Regions from separate parts of the Homo sapiens genome. Here regions 2 and 3 are each linked to region 1. Evidence: chromatin loops called from intact Hi-C (ENCODE). Cell type or tissue: Calu3. All regions are shown on one strand. Region 1 overlaps LOC105369957 (a long non-coding RNA gene). Region 2 has its middle 45 kb from the start of APPL2. Region 3 overlaps C12orf75-AS1 (C12orf75 antisense RNA 1).

Region 1 (4,000 bases):
GCTCTCGTCTTCATCTGTGTCCCTGATTCTTTCATTTCTGTTGGCATCCAGCAGCATGATGGACTTTGTATGGAAGTGCTGAGCAAGAGGCCAGCACTTCAAACAGTGCAAGACACTTAGGGGCTCAGGGCGTAGATGCATGAGGAAATGAGCAGCTTAATAAGCTACATGGATAGCTGTGGGTGCCAGCCCAGTTCCTCATCCCCACTGCTCATGCTCAGACCTGGGAAAATGTGGGGAAGATATATGGGGACCCTGGTTACCTCTAGACAGCTGCATCCTAATATAAATACTCAATCTGCCCATTTACTCTTCCTTCCCCTCTCCCAGGATCTCCCCAGTACACTCAAGAGTGAAATGGGCTATGGGCTGACCTTCCATTAGCCTCTGGAGAAATGAAGACTTATGCCCTGACTTAAGAAGTGTCTAGAAAACTATGAATACATAAGCATAGCTCATTGTTTGATATAGTGTATATTTTGTCATGCAAGTGATTGATGCCTGTTGAAAATGAGAGTAGCTCAAGTGTAAACAAGGATCCACATGGCCCATGGCAATGTCTTCATCACAGAACCAATCCTGTAACACTAACAATGACGATGAGGTTAGGGGACACTCGCTATGTGCCAGGCCCTCTCTAACCATCCTCCCTGCATTAATTCATGTGATTCTCACACTTCTCTAAGAAGTAGGAACTATTTTTCTCTAGTTCTTGATTCTCTTATTTGTAAAATGGAAAGAATATTTGTTTCCATTTTATTTTAATTTATTTATTTATTTATTTATTTATTTATTTATTTATTTATTTCCTGAGACAGGGTCTCACTCTGTCCAGCAGGCTGGAGTGCAGTGGCACGATCACAGCTCGCTGCAGCCTTGACCTCCCTGGACTCCCATCTCAGCCTCCCAAGTAGCTGGGACTACAGGCGTGCGCCACCATGCCTGGCTAATGTTTTTGTATTTTTTGGAGATGGGGTTTCACCATGTTGCTCAGGCTATTTGTTCCCATTTTATAGGACATTTTAAATTTTTTTTTTTTTTTTTTTGAGACAGAGTCTTGCTTTGTCGCCCAGGCTGGAGTGCAGTGGCGCGATCTCGGCTCACTGCAAGCTCTGCCTCCCGGGTTCATGCCATTCTCCTGCCTCAGCCTCCCGATTAGCTGGGACTACAGGCGTCCGCCACCACGTCCGGCTAATTTTTTGTATTTTTTAGTAGAGATGGGGTTTCACCATGTTAGCCAGGATGGTCTCGATCTCCTGACCTCGTGATCCGCCTGCCTCGGCCTCCCAAAGTGCTGGGATTACAGGCGTGAGCCACCGTGCCCGGCCAGGACATTTTAAATCTTATGTAATAGGATTTTTGTAGAAATTTAATGAGTTCATACATGCCATGTAGTAAGCACTTGATATGTATTCGTTTTTAATATTTTATTATTGATACTGTCTCCATTTTACAGGTTAAGAAACCGAGACGCAGAGAAGTTAAGTAAATTGCCCAAGTTACACAGCTAGTAAGTGGCAAAGCCAGAACATAAACTTCCTGCTATTATGAAGACACTGCTGAATCCTGCAATCCATGAATATCTGTGTTAAGGAAAGTGAGAGATGGATTACTCCTGCCAATAATAAAGGGGGGAAAACAAAGCTGCTATTAGAAGATGAGTCCACCAGGGGGAAGTAGATGCATGCATTACTTAGGCATGACGCTAGCCCGGGGAATTTTTTTTAAGACGTTAAATATTAAAAGTTTAATCACCGATTTTACGCCAATGGTGAAGGAAGAACTTGATTCAAATTATTTTCCTATTACCTGAAAGTGCAGAGGATTAAAAATGACCACGCACGTAAAATTGACAGGTAAACTGTCAAGTAAATGAAAGGGCTTCCCCCAACAAGCCGGAGATAAATGGTGGTTGTTCACTCCCGCGAGCCTGACCCTGTGTTAGCGCTGGGGATCAGGAGGACAGGCATGAAGTTCACTGAACAGCGAGAGGCAAAGACCCACCACACCACTCCCCCACTCTCCACTCACCCTGATTCTGTGTTAAAAGGTGAATGAGATGGTCTGGGCCAAAGCGTGCAGGCTTGGTCTCCAGTGCTGGCAACAGACAGGGAAAGAAGTCAGTGGGCTCAGTGCACATGTGAAGCAAATGAATGAAACTGAATTTGGAAAACAGAGTGACAAGTGTTATCTTGGGGCGGATATGCCACGAAGTATAGGAGTGCAGGAGAGGGAGGGAGCGGTCCTGCCTAGAGATGACATCAGAAACCAGCTTTTACAAATGCAGAACAGCTGGCCGGTCAGATGGAAGGAAGTGGAAAATAGTCCAGAAGAAATACTCTGGACAATGGTTTCGGAACATGGAAGGTCCTCATGCCTTTGGAAAATAATAAGAAAAAGGATTGACTGTGGAATGAGTCAGAAAGAAGGAGAGATTAGCTCTCCCTGTTCACGCCACCCACCCTGCCCCCAAGTAAGAATACAGTCAAGACGGGCAGTAGAATAATCATTTTCTTTGGGGGAAGGGGGCTTATATACTTCTGATTACAAAAGCCTCATTTTAAACATTTTGGAAAAATACATAAGGAATTTGCATTTCATCACAAACAGAAAGCCAGTATTTCCTGTCTCTCTTATAGATATACTATATTTGTGTGTATATATGTACATGTGTATACAAATATACATATATGTACGTGTGTATATATACATATATGTACATGTGTGTATATATGTACATGTGTATACATATATATGTACATGTGTATATATATGTACATGTGTATACATATATATGTACACATGTATACATATATACACACATTCATATATATCTGGGATAATTCTATACAAAATTTAATATCTTTGTTTTGTGAAATAGACAATGCACATTTTCCCATTAAATTACGCATAAAAGTATAATTTTGATGACTCTACAATATTCCTTTGTATAGCTGATTCATAATTTTTAAGCAGCCCTTTATTGTTGGACACTATATGGTTTCCAACTCCCCTTTACTATAAGCAACTTTGATGAACATTCCTTTTGTAAGTCTCTACATCTCATTATACACACACACACACACACACACACACACACACACACTTTTTTTGAGACAGGGTCGCCCAGGCTGGAGTGCAGTGACGCGAGCATGGCTCACTGCAGCCTCGACCTCCCAGGCTCAAGCAATCCTCCCACCTTAGCCTCCTGAGTAGCTGGAACTACAGATAAGAGCCACCACACCAGGCTACTTTTTGTATTTTTTGTAGAGACCAGGTTTTCCCATGTTGCCCAGGCTGGTCTCAAATTCCTGAGCTCAAGTGATCTGCCCGCCTCGGCCTCTCAAAGTGCTGGGATTACATGAATGAGCCAACGCACCTGGCCTTAAATGTTCTTGATTCAAATTGCCAAACTGCTCTCTAGAAAGGTTTTAGTAATTGAAACTTCCAAGCAAAGATGAGAGTGACCATTTGGCCACATTCATGCCAAGGCTGCGAATTATCATATTTAGTATCTTGTCACTCAAAAAAATACTTATTAGGCATTTACTAGGTGGTAGGCTCTGGGCTGGGTGCTGAGATACAGCAATGAGCAAGTGAGATAAGGAATTCCTGCTTCCTGGAGTTTCCATTCTTGTGCAGGAGGCTGTCAGTAAACAAGGGAAATCAGTAAAGTATGCAGCATGTTCATTGTAAATGCTAATGAGAAAAATAAATCTAGCAATAACAACTGGAAGTGTTGGGTGAAAGGGGCGTGAATTTTAGATGGGGTGGGCAGAGAAGGGCTTACTGGGGAGATATGAGTAAAGTGCTAAATAGGGAGATGGCGTGCAAATATCTGGAGGACAAGATTGCAGACATGAGGGATCGGCAAGTGAGAAGGTGTGAGATGAGAGCCTGGTTGGCAAGTTCGAGGTAAAGCAAAATCAGTGTGGCCGAAGAAAGGCAGAGAGGAGAAGAGTAATGTGTGTAAGTGATGTCAGAGGAGTAACCGAAATCA
Region 2 (4,000 bases), 100 kb after region 1:
GAAATCTGCTCTTTCCCCCATTGAATTATCTTAGCACCCTTGTCAAAAATTATTTGGCCATGGCCGGTCATGGTGGCTCACGCCTGTAATCCCAGCACTTTGGGAGGCCGAGGCGGGCGGATCACGAGGTCAGGAGATCGAAACCATCCTGGCTAACACGGTGAAACCCCGTCTCTACTAAAAATACAAAAAAATTAGCTGGGCATGGTGGTAGGTGCCGGTAGTCCCAGCTACTCAGGAGGCTGAGGCAGGAGAATGGCATTAACCCGGGAGGCGGAGCTTGCAGTGAGCCGAGATCGCGCCACTGGACTCCAGCCTGGGCCACAGAGTGAGACTACGTCTCAAAAAAAAAAAAAAAATTATTTGGCCATACAAGCAAGAAATTATTTCTGGACTTCCTATTCTATTTCACTGTCTTTATGTCAGTAATCTACTATTGATTATTGTTGCCTTGTAGTAAGTTTTAAAATCAGGAAGTGGGAGCCCTCCATATTTGTTCTTTTTCAAGATTGTTTTGTGTATTTGGCGTCCGTTGACATTCCATATGAATTTTAGGATGGGCTTTTCTATTTCTGCCAAAAGTATCATTGAAATTTTATAGAAGCTGCATTGAATCTATAGATTGCTTTAGATGGTACTGCCATCTTAACAATAATCACCCATGAACATGGATGACTTTCTATTTAGCCAAGCCTTCTTTAGCTTTTTTCAGCAATGTTTGATACTTATGTACAAGCCTTTCTCCTCATTAGTTAAGTTTATTCTTAAGTATTGTATTCTTTTTTATGCTATTAAAAAGGAAATTGTTTTCTTAATTTCACCGTTGGTATAAAGAAACAGAATTTTTTTTGTGCATTGACTTTGTATCTTGCAACTATGCTGAATTCATTCATTAGTTCAACACTTTGGATTTCTTAAATGAAATCTTTACGGTTTTCTAGATATAAGATTATGTCCTCTGTGAACAAGGGTAATTTTACTTCCTTTCTGATTGGTACTGTTTTTATCCTCACTTTATAAATTATAAACTGAGTATATCAGATAAGAATGCATTCAGTTGTACATAACAAAATTTACTGGGGCTTGACAAATGAATTGCTTATTTTTCTCACTGAATAAGGAGTCCAAAGTCCAGAGCTGATGCAGAAACTGCACTATACAATTAAACTACTGGACTCTAAAACAAACAGCAACAACAAACAACTACCAGGCTCCTTCTGTTTTCCCTTCCTGCCTTCTTAGCATGTTGACTTTCCTTTCCAAGCCACAAGGTGGTTGCTGCCCCTCCAGGATCATGTCTGCATCTAGGCAGGAAGAACAAGGAAGGATTTTCTCCTCCTAAGGATCTGCCTTATATTTGGTATGGATTATGTTCCCGACTTACCTCAGCTGACTCGCCTTTCCATCTCTCTGGTCATACCTGGGTTGCAAGCCCACCTTTAGACTAATCGCTGACCAAAAGGAATAAGATTTCTATGAGTATTTTTGACCAATCATGATTCATATCCTGGGGCTGGGATAGGGTATAGGAATACCCGAGGTCAAGGGACATCACACTAATATCAGAACAGATCTGTGTTCTGTTAGCACCAAAGAGGGCTTTTGGCAGGTGATATCAGTGGAGCTAAGGCACAGAGAGGTCAAGTGATAGACCCAAAATTCAAATTCAGACGGTTTAAAGCCTGCTCTCCTAACCAGATCAACAGAGGAACAGAAGGTTCTGTGCCCAATAAGCCAAACTGAGTTAATGATTGAGTAGCACTTGTTATCCTAGGACACTAATGAGAGTGGGGATACCAAAAGGCAGAGATATCAGAATCCCCTGGAGGCCTTCCTCTAAACTATGGCCTCTCCCCAGAAAGTTTGCCGTGATCCCCAAGTAAAAGTGTGGCCCACAGCCAACCCTCATTGGAATCAATGTAGTCTGAGTCACTGTTAACAATGGCTTTGTTGAATTTGGGAGGAGGGAGGGGACTAAGAACCACTCTGATAAGAAATATGCAAACTACAAGAATTCAGTTTTATGTCCTTTAACTGGTTTTGGGCGATTTGCTTTTTTCATTTTGTATTCTGATACTATTTCTTTAAAAAAAAATTCTGAGTCTTTGTTAAATTAAGTGGAAAAGGAATTTGTCTCTACTGAGTCTCGATACTTATGAAGATGTTTTAAAGAAGCAAATGTCTAAATATTAACCACTTTAAGTCCTTTTCTGGAGCAAAACAAATAACTAGTGTGTGTGTGTGTGTGTGTGTGTGTGTGTGTGTAATTGTTTCTGCATTTAGGATTGCTGAATTGAGATTTAGTTCATGCAGTTCAATTCAACAAACATTTACTAAGTGCCCCATACAAGATTCTATACTGGTTACAAAAATGAGTAGTTTTGCAAAAAAAGTTCAGGGAAATCTGTAAGTCCTTAAATTTGTTTGCAAAATTCCAGGATATTTGCTTAAATGATACATATATCAGTAAAGAGTTCTTCTTAACCTTCATCAGATTCTTAAGTGCTTCTGTGACACACAAAAGGTTGACCCACTGATCAGAATGGTCAGTCCCCAGAGGTGGGATGTGGCCACAGTAGTCCTTAGGCAGCAACAAGATGCATTACAAGGTGGGTGGCATTACTTTGGTTCCAGGAGAAACTTCCCCAGGGATGAAGGAAAATTCTAGCCACTGGACATAGACAAGAACATAGTTCAACCCCCGAGAGAAAAGGCTAGTGCGAGTTCAGCCACACAAGTCATGACTTACCTCTGCCAGTCAGGCCAGACACACAGGGTGGGTGATTGGAAGGCTAGAGTTGGATAGTTCCAGTGGTGCCCAGGGAGTCACTCAGGCTTAATAAATGCTCATTTGGGGGAACGGCAGAAATTCTGTTCTCTACTTGCTGTGCAAATGGGCGCATTTTATGTGCTATCAGGCTTGGTGAGCACTGACTTAGGAGCTGAGCCCATGGGTTGGAAATCTTAGGTAGAGCACACCCTTGGATCGCTCTACCTATTTCCAACCCATGGATTTTTAGTGGTGGTTGGCTTGTAGTATGGCGGAGATGCACAGAAAAATCTAATAACTTAATTACAGATAAGGGCTATTGTACTTGAGTTATTTGATTTTTCTGTGCATCTCGCCCTACTATATACTACATACTCCAAGGGTGAAGAGTAAGGAAGAGACCAGGTAAGCATGCAGAGAAGTTGGTGTAGAAGGGATAGGAGTTGATGAACTTAGCTTTGTTAGTGAAGTGAGACTTCCTGCAAGCCCTGACCATGCAGGTTTATATAGCCATTTAATCACCAGAAGCAGCGGTGAAGAAGAGAGAAGGCTGTCAGCACAGTACAGTGGGTAAGGCAGCACAGTGTGTTGATTACCAGCATGAACTCTGGCGCTAGACAGCCTGGGTTCAAATTCTGGCTCTGCCCCCTAGTGGCTGTTTAACATCAGGCAAGTTATTTAACAACTGTGCCCCAGTTTCCTTATTTGTAAAATGAGAGTATAAGGGTACAGTCATGCATCACTTAATGATGGATATTTATTCTAATAAATGCATCACTGGGTAGTTTTATCATTGTGTGAACATAATAGAGTTAACTTACGCAAACCTACATGGTACGGTCTCCTACACACCTAGGCTGTAAGGTAGAGCCTGTTACTCCTAGACTACAAACCTGTATGGCATGTGACTGTACTGAATACTGTAGGCAATTGTAACACAATGCTAAGTATTAGGTTGGTGCGAAAGTAATTGCAGTGATGGCAAAAACTGCAATTACTTTCTCACCAACCTAATATTTGTGTATCTAAACATAGAAAAGGTATAGTAAAAATATGATATCCTAATATTATGAGACCACTGTCATACATGCAGTTAGTTGTTGACGAAAACATTGTTATGCAGTACATGACTGACTTTAGCCCATAGGATGTGGGCTAAATAGGTTGTGATGATTAAACGGATTAATCTTCAAAAAGAGCCGGGAACAGTGTCTGACACAGGGTAAGCAT
Region 3 (4,000 bases), 65 kb after region 1:
TGGCCAGGCTTGCTCCATCAGCCTTCCAGCCAGACTTCCTGGACTAAGAGTGAGGCGGGGAAGAGCAGCATCCAAGCGAGCACCCTTTCCCTTTCTATGCCTTGCACTAAAGAGCGGCTTTCAGAATGTAAACTGACCAAGTCACCACCCCCTCCTTTTCCTTGGACTCTTCAATAGCTTCCCATTGCTTTTATGATACAAATACAAGTCTTTCACGGGGCCTACAAACCCCTGCTTGGTCTGACTTCTGTCTGCCTCTCCTACTTCTACTTCTTTCAGCTCCTACACTCCTTTTATCACCTTCTTTCAGCTCCTTGTACTGCGGGGCCCTCCCCACCACTGAGCCTTTGCATAAGCTGTTCCCTCTGCCTAGAACACCCTTCCCTCCCCTCATTGCCTAATTAATTTCTGCTTAGCCTTCAGGCTTTACTCAAGTGTTGCTTCTTCACAAAGCCTTGTTTCAACCTCCCTGATGAGGCTAAATTTCCCTATTAGAGAACCTGTTGATCCTCAAAGCAGTTGTCACAGTTGCACTTTCATGTTTGTATATGATTCTGAGATGTGCTTCTCTCTCTCCCTCTAGACTATCCCTCATTAGGGCAGAGATCAGGCCTGGTTTTGCTTCATTGTTGTTTGTCAACCTCAAATAATCAAAAGGGTCAGAATCTAGTTTGTTTGTTGATTTTTTTATTTTTAGAGACAGGATCTCACTCTGTCACCCAGGCTGGAGTGCAGTGGCACAATCATAATTCACTGCAGCCTCAAATTCCTGGGATCCTCCCACCATGTCAGCCTCCCAAGTAGCTAAGACTACAGGTGTATACCTCCATGCCTGGGCAATGTTTTTTTGGTTTTTTGGTTTTGTTTTTTTTTTTCCTTTTTTGTAGAGACAGAGGTCTCATTATGTTGTCCAGGTTGGTCTCAAATTCCTGGCCTCAAGTGATCCTCCCACCTCAGCCTCCTAAAGTGCCAGGATTGCGGGCATGAGCCACCATGCCTGGCCAGAAACTAGTTTGAAGAGAGTTGAATTCAAGTGCAAAAGTTGAAGATGGCCACTTGGGAAGCACAGATTCCAAAGAATGGAAGTCAGTGTTCTGAAGTGTAGAAGTTTGGGATTGTTTACATAGACAAGGTTTAGGGAAGCTTAGCAGAATTTCAACATTTTTCTACAAGAGGCCGAATGCAGAGTTACAATGATCTGATTAGTCGAGGTGGTCTTTTCCTTTCAGGAAAGGTACATTTAACATTCCACACTGAAGATGTAACAGTCATGGACTCTTTTGTACCATCTGGTCTGAGTTACGTACAAGACAAAAATGGAAGGGCTTAATCTACAACAAAGATCAGTGATTGGAAGGGAAGGAATTCTGGTCTCTGGTCTCTTCTAATCATTTACAGAACAAGAACAATGCAGAAGAGAGTTAATCTATAATCTAAGAAGCGTAAGTTGCAAACATGCTACATGACTCAGTTTCCAGGGTTTAACTTCCCCCTTGGCAAAATACATTTAAACGGTCCTGAAAATTTCTTTTCTTTTGCAATTACAGCACCTTCATTGTCTAAGTGTATTGACAATTCATGGAGATCAGTCAAACCTTTATACTAGGATCTCAAAAATGTGGCTAACACAGCCAGAATGTCAATATCATGTCTAAGTTTAGCTGCTAATTGACCTATCAAATGGCCTTGTTGCCATGACTAACTAAACAATATACATGAATGGTTAAGATTAAATTGCTTGGAAAAGAGGGAGGGAACTGGAAGGTGAAAAGGAGACATTTAATCATTATCTAAAGCAAAAGGAATTTGGACTCCTGCACCTGGAACCTGGACTCAAAAGAGATTTCTAAAGGAAGTGATTTTCAAATCCAGGACCCTTTAGTAGAGAAGAATCTGCCAGGCTTCAGAGAGATAATGAGGACATCATTTTCTGATTTTAAATGCTACAACAGATGTTTTTTTAAAAAAAAAAAAGATTAATTAAACTACTACAGTGTTTTGTAGCTTGAAGATCTTGCGGTGTGATTTCAGATAGTGTCTCAGGCTGGAAATGTCCTAGATTGAGGCTGCATTCTGAATTCCCATTTCTTGCAGATTCAATCCACCCACCTTGAGTTTCTCCAGCTTCACCCACAACTGGCTGCTGCTAACCCCACCATGAATCAGACTTCTCCCTGTGTTTAATTTGCAGAAATTTCATTTTCTAAATGCCTTAGTGATGACCCTGGTGAACACTCGCATTCTGTTTTAAGATAGAACAGGGCAGGAAATTGGAGGCTTATGACTTTGGAGCCAGACAGACATGGAGTCAACTCCCTACCCTGCCATTTATAGCTAAATAACCTAAAGCCTCCTAACCTCTTTAAGCCCAGGGATGGACATAGTCTATATAGCAGACAGAACACAGACTCTGCGCTACAGTGCCTGGGTCCAAATCCTAACTTCACTTAAGCCCAGGGGATAGAGAGTCTATACAGCAAACAGAACGCAGACTCCAGCTGTGGTGCCTGGGTCCAAATCCTAACTTCACCACCACTTACAAGCAAGTTACTTAATCACTGTGTATCTGTTTCTATCTTTTCTTTTTTCTTTTCTTTACTCCTTTCTTTCTTTTTTTTCTTTCTTTCCTTTCTTTTTTCTTCCTTCCCTCCTTCCTTCCTTTCTCTCTCCTTCTTTCTCTTTCCCTTGCTCTCCTTCCTCCCTTTCTTCTTTCCTTCCTTCTTTCCTCTCTCTCTTTCTACTTCCTTTCTCCTTCCTTCCCTTTCTTTCTTCCTTTCTTCCTTTCTTCCTTTCTTTTCTTTCCCTCACAGGGTCTTCCTATGTTGCCCAGGCTGCAGTGTGTTCAGCTCACTGCAGCCTCAACCTCCTGGGCTCAAGCCATCCTCCCACCTCAGTCTCCTGAGGAGCTGGGACTACAGGCATGCACCACCACACCTAGCTAATTTTTGTGTTTTTTGTATAGATGGAGGTCTCACTATATTGCCCAGGCTGGTCTCAAACTCCTGGGCTCAAGCGATCCTCCCACCTCGACCTTCCCAAATGCTGGGATTATAGATGAAAGCCACTGCTCCCAGCCTCTCAGTTTCTTTATTTGTAAAAAAGAAAAAGAATAATGTGTTCATCCCTCAGTATTTGCAAGGAATTGGTTGCAGGAACCACCCCCAACCATTCCCCATGTACCTAAATCCACACACACTCAAGTCCCACAGTCTGCCCTGCAGAATCTGCTTATATGAGTTTTGCATCCCTTGAATACTGTATTTTCCACTGGGGCTGGGTCAAAAAAAATCCACATATCAGTGGACCTGAGCAGTTCAAGCCTCTGTTGTTCAGGATCATAAAAGGGTTCATATGAGAATTAAATGGGTTAATATAAGCAAATCACTTCAGTGTCAAGCACGTTAGGCACCAGGTGACAGTTTTAGTATAGTAGTAGTCATGTTATTGTCATTATCATCTAAGTTTTGTATGGGAATTAAATGAGATCATAAAGCACATCACAAACAGTAAGGATTAAATCAATGGTAGTAATTACATACTCACAACTTCAGAAAATATGAAAGCAGAGGATGCTTATTCTTATTTATTTAACAATAAATATTTTTAGTGAGTCATTATAAAATGCTGGATTCTGTGCCAGCTGCCAACCATAGGGAAGTGCAGACAGGAGCCCAATCCTCAACAGACCCTCAGGCTGGCCGGGAAACAAATGTGCCCTAAGATGTGTCAGGCTCTGTGATCCAGGTTTATGTCAGCTTCAACGGAGGCCCATGGGACGGGTAGGTGGCCAGGCCGTGAAGATCATGGAGGGCTCCCTAAAGGAAGTGACGCTTGAGCTGAATCTTTAAATATGAGTAGTGCTAGTCAGATGAAGACAACAAGGAAGGCATTCAGGAGAGGAAGCAACCACACCCCACACTGATGCCAAGTGCTCTTTCTGTCTTAACATGTCTGATCACATCATTCTACTTTATGTCCAATCTCGGCTTCCCAAGAAGAT

The links. Peaks named below come from ENCODE experiments on the same cell type or tissue, not always from the same donor. Only the 100,000 strongest peaks of a DNase experiment are listed, where the experiment ranks them.
Region 2: it touches region 1 in a loop (7-fold over the local background); 64 of 110 quality-filtered maps call a loop at or near these places.
Region 3: a loop joins it to region 1, with 2.9 times the contacts of the local background. A loop is called at or near these places in 14 of 110 quality-filtered maps.

What each region holds. Positions count from the first base shown.
Region 1 is chr12:105,381,202-105,385,201 of GRCh38, reverse strand. All of the region lies in intron 1 of LOC105369957 (a long non-coding RNA gene), which reads right to left. Among named protein-coding and RNA genes, the nearest start is that of C12orf75, 53 kb to the right of the region's middle. In Calu3, CTCF peaks have their summits at 1,478 and 1,677 (motif pointing right); a DNase peak (open chromatin) is centred at 1,671.
Region 2 is chr12:105,279,073-105,283,072 of GRCh38, reverse strand. No RefSeq gene overlaps it. Among named protein-coding and RNA genes, the nearest start is that of APPL2, 45 kb to the right of the region's middle. In Calu3, CTCF peaks have their summits at 3,247 and 3,447 (motif pointing left); DNase peaks (open chromatin) are centred at 1,272, 1,882 and 3,392.
Region 3 is chr12:105,315,833-105,319,832 of GRCh38, reverse strand. The region is part of intron 1 of C12orf75-AS1 (C12orf75 antisense RNA 1); the gene reads left to right. Among named protein-coding and RNA genes, the nearest start is that of C12orf75-AS1, 9.2 kb to the left of the region's middle. In Calu3, no CTCF peak of the experiment used is centred here; a DNase peak (open chromatin) is centred at 1,612.